2 separate regions of the Homo sapiens genome follow, and region 1 is linked to region 2. The links are chromatin loops, found by intact Hi-C in ENCODE. Cell type or tissue: dorsolateral prefrontal cortex. All regions are shown on one strand. Region 1 holds the start of LOC124902668 (a long non-coding RNA gene). Region 2 overlaps PHF21A (PHD finger protein 21A).

Region 1 (5,000 bases), 110 kb after region 2:
AGACGGTGGCAGAGTCACTCTCGTCACTGTAGTCTCCGAAGCACGGCCGCAGGCTCACCAGCTCCAGCTGTGCATGCTCATCTACCACCAGCGTGTACTTGACAGAGTCATAGGACAGGGCGCTGGTGTCCGAGCTCAGAGAGGCCCGTGGAGGTGGCGGCGGCTCCCCCAGGCTCCCCCGCCACCCTCCGCCTGGGGGCTCAGCCCGCTCTGGGGACGACAGGCAGTCGAAGCCCTCTTCCTCTTCACTGATGGAGGGGTGCGGCCGCCCTGCCGTGGAGGGGTAGGCGGCAGGGTCTGGATCGGAGCTGACTGACATCCGGCTCTCAGTGGGCGGCAGGAAGGCGGAGGTGGGCTCTGCAGCGTCTGGGGGCCTCTGCACTGGGGTCAGGTAGATCTCCTCAGTGGCCTCTAGTCGCACATCGGCCTGGTAGTGGATTCGGTCTCGATGCGAGTGGCCCCGACCCCCAGGCGGGGCAGCAGGGGGACCACCCGGAGGTGCCATCTGGGTGGCTGTGCTGCGGCGGCAAGGGCTGTCGGTGGAGGTGCCTCGATCTGTGGTGGGGGCGGGGCCGCTCTGGGGGGGCAGCTCATCGCTCAGGCAGATGTGTTCATGCGGTGGTGTCTGCTCCCCTGGAGAGCAGGCAGGTCATGAAGGCAGGGGCTCTCTCCCAACTCCCAGCTACCTGCACCTGCCACTCTCAGCTTGGTGACACAGAAACCAAGACAAAGCCTCCCTGGGCAACAGGCCCTTCGCAGGCTCTGGGGCCAGTCAACTCACTCATGCCACCACTGATCTCAGCCCCTGGATGGGCTCGTGCAGGGATGTGGGTGGGCAGTTCACCTCTACTCAGCCCTTTGGAGACTGTAGGGTTTGCTCTCTGTAGTGGGGACTGAGTCAGGGCAGGCGGAGGTCCAGGTAAGGAAGAGGGCCCTGACTTACCTGTCTTCAGGGGTGAGGATGATCGAGACACCCGATCCTGCCAACTGTGCTTTTTGCCCAGAGAATTATTATTCAGTGTGTCCTGTGCAGGGAACAAAAGGCTCTTGTGATGGAAGTGGTCAACAGTGCCCGGCACAGGGAGGCCCCGGCCCTGCCCCCTCAGGCCATCCCTAGGGCCATTTGCTGTGTCCACCCCGCCTCCACTGTCAAAGGCCTCACTCGTAACTCTCCTCTGGAGCAGGCAGGAAGGGTGGCAAGTCACAGCCAGGCTTGCCGGCTCTGGATGGCCCTCCGCCTTGCTCAGGGAAGCTGGCCAACCCTCAGGGAGATGCTCTTATCAGCCTTAACAAAGGTGGTGATGGCCAATGTGTGTGGTGGCAAGAGGGGGAGGAGGCAGGGGAGAAGAGAAGCAGGAGCTCTCTGGAGACACAGTCAGACCCCCAGTCCCAGGTACTGAGGGTTACTTGGAAAATGCTCAAATCCAGCCCAAGTCAGAGACAGGTGACTCTCTGCTCTGGAGCTTGGGAAGTTATGGCCTAGAAGGGGTGAGGACCTTCTGGTAGAGCCTGGAAAAAGCACAAGGAAGGGTCTCCCTAGCAGCTGGCCTGGGGGACCAGGATGAATCATCCCAGTGACAAATCCATAACAGAGTTTTCCTGCACCCCCCACCACAGTGGCATGAGACTGAGGAGTGACAGATGCAGTTGTCAGCAGCCCTCCTTCCTGGATCTCCTGGGCTGCCCATTCTACATTCTCAGCCCTGGGACCCCTCCCCACAATGCCCACACAGGGCTCCCTCCACTCCACGGAGGCTCCCTCCCCTGGGAGCTCTCTCCCAAGCCCTCACGTTCCTGAGCCGGGCTGCCAAAAGCCATTCACAGGATCCTGGGAAAGGGACCAAGCCTTTCCCCGCAGCCCCAGCCGCCCCACCTCCCAGGAGCTCCTTGCCTGCACCGCTCCCGATGGGCCTGGAAGACAAAGGGCCACAGCCAGCTCCCCCAACCCTATTCAACTCTCCTTGGCATCCAGCCACCCTCCCAGGGGCCCTAGGTCCCCAACTTAGCCAAGCAGCTCCATCTCCCATTCCTCCCCCCTGCCTTCTGGGAATTCGCAGCTGCCCAGATCTTAAACTGGCTGTGGCCCCTGAGCTTCCCATCCCCACCTCGCCACGATCTCCCACGGCCTCCCCCACGATGACCATTTCAGATGCCCTTTTCTCCAGGCCCTGCTCCTGCTCCACTTTCACCAGGAGCCCCATATCCTAAAGGAGAAACCCTGTCACAGCCTGAGGTCCCAGGCTCCAAACCCTTCGAACCCCTCAAAGCCTCATTCTCTTAATTCCCTACTCCTCTCCTAACCCCAGTCCTTCCCTCCTTCAATCCCGCCTCAAGGCTCCAAGCCCGGCCAGCTGGACTCAGCCCCCTCTTCGTAAGGATGGTTCTGCCCGCTCCTCGGATCCCAACACCGGGAGCGAGCCACCGCGGCCCCTATGCAGGCGCTGTCCCCAGGCACTGGACCCGTGGGTGCCCCTTCCCGCTGCAGCCCCTCTGCGCTCCCCCTCACATCTCCGCGGCGGCCCAGGGCGCCGCCCCCCACGTTGGCGCCTCACCTGAGACCGCGGCACCTGCGGAAAGAGGTTGAGCGTGGTGGGCCGCTTGGGCCGGTACGTGTCCCCGCTGCCCGGGCCCTGGCTCTGGCCTTGGCTCTGGCCCTGGCCGCGGGACGCCGGCTCCTGGCCGGACTCGGCCTTGGGCGGCCCCGCTCCCGGCCGCCGGGCCGCGCGCTCCTCGTCGTCGTCCTCCTCGTCGTCCTCGGCCCCGGGAGTGTCCCCCGTCGCGTCGATCAGGTCCATCTGCAGCATCTCGGCCTGCAACCGGCTCCCCGCGCCGCCGCCGCCCGCAGAGAGCAGCCCGGCGCGCGGGGGCTGCACAGCGCACGGAGGGGCGTCAGGGGGCGGGGCCGGGGCGGGGCCGAGGCCGCTTGCACCGCCCCCCGCCCGGGCGAGTCCATTCTGTGGCGCGAAGGGGGCACGAGGGGAGCCGAGCAGGGGCCGCCGGAGACTGGGGCGCTCTCGCCCGTCCGCCGCGAGGAAGCGCGAGGCCGCCGCCTCCCCGATCCAGCCGTGCCTCTGACGGCCAGCACCTCCCCACAGTCCCCACCCCGGACTCCTTGCGCCCTCCCGTTCCCCTGGCAACGGCCGGTGACCTCACCGGGGTTGTAAGCCGAGCCCAGAGTGAAGTCACCGCTGTTGCTATGGGGACTCAGTGGTCGCCAAGGAGTTCGGGGTGGGGTGGGCAAGGGATGGGGGTTGGGGAAATAGTATTTGAAGGGGTCTTGAGGAAAACTGGAAAAACTGAGGCTCAGCCAAGCAAGGAACGGCGGAGACCTGAGAGGGATGGGAAGGAGACGCCGAGGGGGAGGGGCGAGCGGGGGCCAGGAACCAAGGCGGTGGCAGCCGCGCCCTAAGCCAGCTGGCCCGGGGCCCCTCCAGCCCTAGATCGGTCCTCCACGAGCCTGCCTTGAGGATGCAGAGCCCCATCTAGCTCCAGTTCTGCCGCCAACTCCCTGGCACCTTGGACAGATCCCCTGATCCTTCAGGCCCCCTCATCAGTTGAGTGGGGATAACACTACTGCCTCCCAGCCTCTGAGAGAGCTGAGTATTCACTGGAACGTGTGTGAAGCCCGCTGGAGCTTGTCTGAGGCCCCTTAGGGGCACACCTCTGGCCAGTAGTGCCTGGGGCCCCTGCCTAGCTCGGAGGCAACCCTCTCCAAGGCTCTGCTGGTGCAGCTGGGGGAGAGGGCAGGGTGAGAGTCCAGAACAGGTGCCTGACCTCTGAGAAGCTAAGTCAGGGCTCTGAGACCATTCCCCAAATCTAGAGGCCTCTGCCTCTTCCTGGCCTGGCCAGAGAGTGGAAGGTTGGGGTACTGGGGACTAGGGGATTATCCTCACCCCTTGGTTTCCTCTTGCAGAGCTTACTGAGTCTCTGGGAGTAGCAGGAGGTCAACACAGAGACAGGTACTCCCTCCCCAAGGCACACCTCACGCTCCTATGGTAACCACTCTCCTGACACCGTATCTGGCTACCCGCCCTCTTGGGGGCTCAGAGGAGCTCTGGGCTCTAAAACCTAGCCCTGTGCTCTGTCCTCCATTTCCTGGCAAGCCGGCCCCTTCTTCCTGTTCTGAAAAGACATAGTTGGGATCCCCATCTGACCCCAGTTACCCAGGTGCTGGGGACCTCCTGGCAGCATTCAGATCTTTAGGGACAGGAGAGAGCCATCTTCCCTATGACAAAGCCAAGGGGCCCAAACCAGCAGCAATGCTGGGCAAACCCCTCAGTGGGGGCCTTTAGGACTATAGGCCAGAGAGGGTCTGGGAGGCCGCGTGGTGCCATCTGTCTGGTGTAATAGCAGCCAGCAGCCACAGGAGCTATTCCAGGGGTGCCTTGGCTGTTTCTTCCTGCCCTAAAGCACTGCAGATTCCACCAGACTCCACCCTGTCTGCCTCAGGCCCTCTGCCAGGGCTGCTCCCAAAAGGATTCAGGGGTAGCCCTGAGTCTCCCTTAAGTCTGGTCCTAATTGTTACTGCCCTAGGTCTCAAGACTTCCTGGCCTCTCCCATCTCGTGGGCAGTTGAAGGAGCTACTTCCTGTCTTAGTCCCCGACAGCAGTAATAATAATAATAATACCAAATGAAATTCTGATTGTACACTCAAGACGTGCCAAGCAGTATACCTATGTTTCTTGCACATCATTTCATTTCATGAGGGTGCCAGCACAGACCTGAAACCCCCTTTGTCACTATGGGGATACCCTTACCCCTGTCCCTAGCCTTCCTGCCACCCCACTCAGGAGCTCCTGGGAGCTTGCCCTTACCCGTAAGGACAGGGTGTCTTTGCACTGTAAGCTGATGCCACACTCATCAGTGATCTCCGAGAGGTCTTCATCCTCAAACTCCTCCAGGCTGATGTCATGGGTGAGCCTGGTGGGGACAGGAAGCCAAAGTTACAACTCAGGGGCACTATGCCTGCTCACATCTCCCTGTTACCTCTTCCAGGGTGC
Region 2 (5,000 bases):
GTGTCAGAACCCTCAAAGGTAGATGGTTAAACAGAATTGGGTGAAAGAAAAAAGGTACTCCAGGACCAGGGAACATCATGAACAGAAGGTGAGAAATGTGAACTAATGGCCGGGCGCAGTGGCTCACCCCTGTAATCCCAGCACTTTGGGAGACCGAGGCGGGCAGATTACCTGAGGTCGGGAGTTGGAGATCAGCCTGGCTATCATGGTGAAACCCTGTCTCTACTAAATACAGAAAATTAGCTGGGCATGGTGATGCACGCCTGTAATCCCAGCTACTCAGGAGGCTGAGGCAGGAGAATCGCTTGAACCCAGGGGGTGGAGGTTGCAGTGAGCCGGGATCACGCCACTGCACTCCAGCGTGAGCGACAGTGAGACTCCGTCTCCAAAAAAAAAAAAAAAAAAAAAAGTGAAATGTGAACCAATTTGTTGAGTTCACTGAGCAGGGAAGAGTCCAGTCTGATTGAAGGATCTGATTAAGATGGAGGGTGAACACTGGTCAAATAAGTAGTGGAATGGGAGTGGATAGGGTTGACAAGATTATTTTGTAGTTGCATTCACATTTTACAGTTGCAAACATAGCATTTTGCAGTTGAATTTACATTTATTTACTTAAATCTAACAAAAATTATATTCAGATTTATTTATATGAGATATGTAAAACATATATTATTATTTTCCTTTTATTTTATAAATGAATATACTGGAACTCAGAGAGTGTGACTTGTCCAGCAGCACCAGGTTTTCATACACAAAACCGAGTCACATTTCCACCATATCTTGCCATTTCTCTTCCTTTGCTAGATATACAGGTAAATTTGACAGCCAATCAAAGCAGACTCTTTTCCCGTCTTCTACCTTTGACCCATGGAGTAGCTTTCAAGACATTGGCACTTCTCTACTGAAGCAAATCTGGGTCAAGATGAGATGTATGCTGCCCATTTCCTGAGTCCTTCAGGAAAGCAAGAGAGGAATTTTGATTAAGTTTAGCTCATCTTTTCAGAACCCAGGCCATATGTGGTCCATAGTGTCCCGGATATGCTTCACAGTGTGGAACTCTGCTCTGTATTTTCTTTAATAAGGACACACACACAGGAAAATTTCAATTGAAGACCTCACAAATGTTTTGAGATTTTATTGAGTTATCATCTGAACATTATGGATTAGTCTAGGATTTCACATGATAGAGTGTATGGGCGTATGTGAGTAAACAAATACACATTGTAGGGGAAGGTGCTGAAATGTTAAAGTTAACATTCCCAAATAGAAAATGGGATAGTTTGCAGGTTACTTTCTGAACTTCACTTCGTGTTAATTTTCACCTACCAGTTGGTGGGTAGAACAACATTAAACACATTTTACTTTAGTACCCTTCTGTTCTTATCTGGAGCATGGTAATCCCAAGTACAGACAGAAAAAGAAGAAGCAGATATGCGATTAAAAATGAAAATAACATAACAACACGGATTATTGTGATAGATCCTGTACCTTTTTAAAGACTCTGACATTCCACTTAGGAGTAAGATGGAAAAGTCCCTTGTTCTAAAATTTGAAAATGATAAAAATAAGTCATATTAATGGAAATTAAAGAAAGAATATGTCCATTGTTAGGTTATGTAAAGGGTACACATCTCACTTCTTTCACATCGTTTTTTGATTTAAATTAATGTAACTAAATTTTAAAATGACGGATTTAATATTCATGCTAGCAGTTTATTTTTAATGTGAATAAAATTAACAGTAAAACTATCATAAAAGATAGATGGGGCCGGGCACGGTGGCTCACACCTGTAATACCCAGCACTTTGGGAGGCCACAGCAGGCGAATCACCTGAGGTCAGGAGTTCGAGACCAGCCTGGGCAACAGGGTGAAACCCCATCTCTACTAAAAATACAAAAATAAGCTGGACATGGTCGTGGGCACCTGTAAACCCAGCTACTCAGGAGGCTGAGACAGGAGAATCACTTGAACTTGGGAGGTGGAGGTTGCAGCGAGCCAAGATCACGCCATTGCACCCCAGCCTGGACAAGAGTGAAACTCCATCTCGAAAAAAAAAAAAAGAAGAAGAAGAAAAAAGGTAGATGGAAGTATCTTCTGTAAAGTGCCACAGATTCCTGGCTTCAGCGCTACCTGGATTCCTTGAAAAGACAGGGGGCCCTTTTCTCATCTCTTAGAACCTCACTATCACTTTGCATGTTTTTGAACACATGGTAGGTATGCAGTGAGCTAGTGTTGATAGATGTCTCGTCACGTTATGGTTGGTTGGAGGGAAGAAAGATCACTTTTTAAGTTAGTCACTCTATATTTAAGTGTTTTTGTAATGGGAAATCACCTGTAAAACGAGCTTGCAGGAACGCTCTAAAGATTAAAACTGTGAAGTGTGTGGCATATGCTAGGCACTTAATAAGTAAATAATAGCTCTTGTTATTGTTATCTTTAAATTTTACTGACTGTTGTTCTGACTTTGACTTTGCATTTTCTGAGATCTTTGAAAATACATATTGTTAGTACCTGTTGATTTGTATTTTGTGCCTTTGAAGGAAAGAATAGAAATATTATTCCAAGGGAGGGTTGTTGGTCTTAAAATATTTTTGTGCCATTTTTATTGTAGGCAAGTATATCACATTCTAATAGGCGTTTAAGACAGTTCAATACTTAATACAAGTGTATCTTTTTAAATAAGACATTTGACCAGCTGAATAGATTGTAGTAACCTGTTGTAAACTAGTTTCAGCTGAAATCTCACTGATCCCACTAGATGGCGTTAGTTCATTAAGGCATAACTTCATCCTCTAGCTCAGGCAGACAGCTGCCTGTGTAGATGAACTGATTTTAGTATCTTTAGAGAGTGAATGTGGCAGTAAACTTTTAGACTCCTTGTTATTTATATAGCGTGATTTGTGGAGGTTATTCAGAAAGTTTAGGAAGATAGAACACTGAGGGCAGATTTATTCAAACTAAAGAACTATAACAAGTTGCAATATTTCGTTAGGTGCTTATTAATTCTGGATTTGACTTAGCCTTTGCCCTAATTGTATATACAACCGAAAGATTAAGAATTTACTGATTTCTCATGGTTTTTTGCCCTATTAAAATAATTCTTGTTTGGGCTTCTGGAAGCATTGGAAAACAAATGAAAATTGGGAGTACACATTTTTTAAAGCATGAAGTTTATAACATTTAATTTTAAAATCATTTGGCTCTTATTTATAGGAACTATGTCAACAGTGATCTACTTGTCAGTTAATCTGGTTCTTTAATCGTAAATGTAAAATAACAGTGAACATCCTAATTCTTTAATTCTCTCTTGTCTGAATTTGAATTATTTTTTATCTACAAAGACTGTTTTATATTAGACCAGCCCATTTTCAAAGTTTAAAATTGTGCTTTTCCACAGGCATTTGTAGGCTCCAAATAAACTTTTAAAATTGTATGTTTTATTTTTCTTACTGTTCTTGAGAGTTCTGAAGTTGAAGTTTTTTAAAGAAATGAATACGATTCACATGCAAAAAAAGCATTTCCACATTTCATTAGAAGTGTTTCTTTTTTCTTTATGATCAGATTCATACAGCTAGAGTAAATTGTTTCAGAATTGGTGGGATGATCCGTCTTGAGCTATGGAAGCTTAATTGTGCTACAAATATTATTCTTTTATTCATTGCTCATAGGGAGTAAGTAGTTGGTGCTGATGGTTCCCCTAATGTTTATTTAACTATTCCAGTATAAGGCAGTTCACATTTCTTAGTAAAAGGATCGTTGATAGTTTCATTTACCTAGTATGTAATAAAAAGCTGAGAATAATCAGGGGCATTTGCTAATGGAGTCAAAATAACCTGTTTTATAAGTCAGAACAGGAAGGTCTGAACATTTGGTGCCCATTAATTAAGTTAATATTGCAAATGAGGTTTTTGCTTTTCTTATTATCTTGAAACCTTCAACCAGAAAAAGCAACTGCCTAAGATTATTTGGTATATACAAGGCGTTAATATATTGTGCAAATATTCTACAGTCTGAAAAATCTCAAAATCTGAAACACTTCTGGTCCCAAGCATAAATTTGTATAAATTTTATACAATATTTTACATCATTTTGTACATGAAACAAAGTTTTGACTGCATGTTGACTATGATCTATCACTTGAGGTCAGGTGTGAAGTTTTCCAGTTGTGGCATCACGTCAGTGCTCAAAAAGTTTTGGATTTTGGAGCATTTTGGATTTCAGATTTTTCAGATTAAAGATGCTCAACCTGAATTTTTGGACTGCGGTTGCTCTTGGTAACTGAGCCTGCAGAAAGTGAAATTACTGATGTGGGGGACTGCTGTATTAGTTGGGTGTATACATGCATGTGTTAAAATTTAACTGCATAATCTCATTTTCCATATTCAGAGACATTTGCAGTAAGAGACAAATATTATTGTAAAGGGAAAAAGTAAACTTTGTTGTGTAGTGCTTATCTGTTTCCCTGTGTTTTTTCTTGAGGGTAGCCATGATAAAGAAGGGGAATAAATTTCGAACACATGTAAGTATGTGTGTAGTGAATGGGAGAGAGGGAGAGATGGTATTTTCAGGAGGCATAAACTGTATTTTACAAAGACATCTTTTAGATGATGAGTCCTTTAGTCTTGAGGAGACAGTTCAATGGAAAGCATTCTAGGCCTGGCAGATACAGCCCTCATCCACAGTAAAAGTTAAGTGCTATGAAAAAGTAATAGTCTGTGCTATGCAAACCAATATGAAGAAAAGTGAGTTTTTGTTTGATAAGAGGTCAAATGAGCACAGTTCTTTAAAACTTTTATGTTGAAGAAAAGAATAGAGAATATTCTGTCATAGCTACTGATAAAATATTTCAGTTTATGAAATATTGTCACTTACATGTTTTAAGTAGCTTTTAATATAATCTTAGAACAAGGACTTCCTTCTCTCCTCTACCCCTTCCCTACTCCCCAGTGTCTCTTATTTCTTATCTATTAAAAGTGAAATCCATTTCCTTTGGTCAAAA

Evidence for each region. Hi-C counts contacts between places; a loop is a spot of excess contacts. Peaks named below come from ENCODE experiments on the same cell type or tissue, not always from the same donor. Only the 100,000 strongest peaks of a DNase experiment are listed, where the experiment ranks them.
Region 1: it touches region 2 in a loop (2.9-fold over the local background); 1 of 110 quality-filtered maps calls a loop at or near these places.

Annotation. Positions count from the first base shown.
Region 1 is chr11:45,898,005-45,903,004 of GRCh38, reverse strand. MAPK8IP1 (mitogen-activated protein kinase 8 interacting protein 1) reads right to left here. Exons shown (of 12, transcript NM_005456.4): 2 at 4,815-4,920; 3 at 2,553-2,867; 4 at 944-1,025; 5 at 1-633. It overlaps LOC124902668 (a long non-coding RNA gene), which reads left to right and starts at 3,470. Exons shown (of 3, transcript XR_007062664.1): 1 at 3,470-3,553; 2 at 3,914-3,959; 3 at 4,534-4,609. RefSeq lists silencers at 2,857-3,036, 3,313-3,607 and enhancers at 2,933-3,227, 3,446-4,115. In dorsolateral prefrontal cortex, CTCF peaks have their summits at 1,062 and 3,021; DNase peaks (open chromatin) are centred at 1,104, 1,884, 3,064 and 3,414; H3K4me3 peaks cover 4,184 bases; H3K27ac peaks cover 4,789 bases.
Region 2 is chr11:46,004,381-46,009,380 of GRCh38, reverse strand. All of the region lies in intron 6 of PHF21A (PHD finger protein 21A), which reads left to right. Among named protein-coding and RNA genes, the nearest start is that of LARGE2, 84 kb to the right of the region's middle. In dorsolateral prefrontal cortex, CTCF peaks have their summits at 2,554 and 2,758 (motif pointing right); no DNase peak of the experiment used is centred here.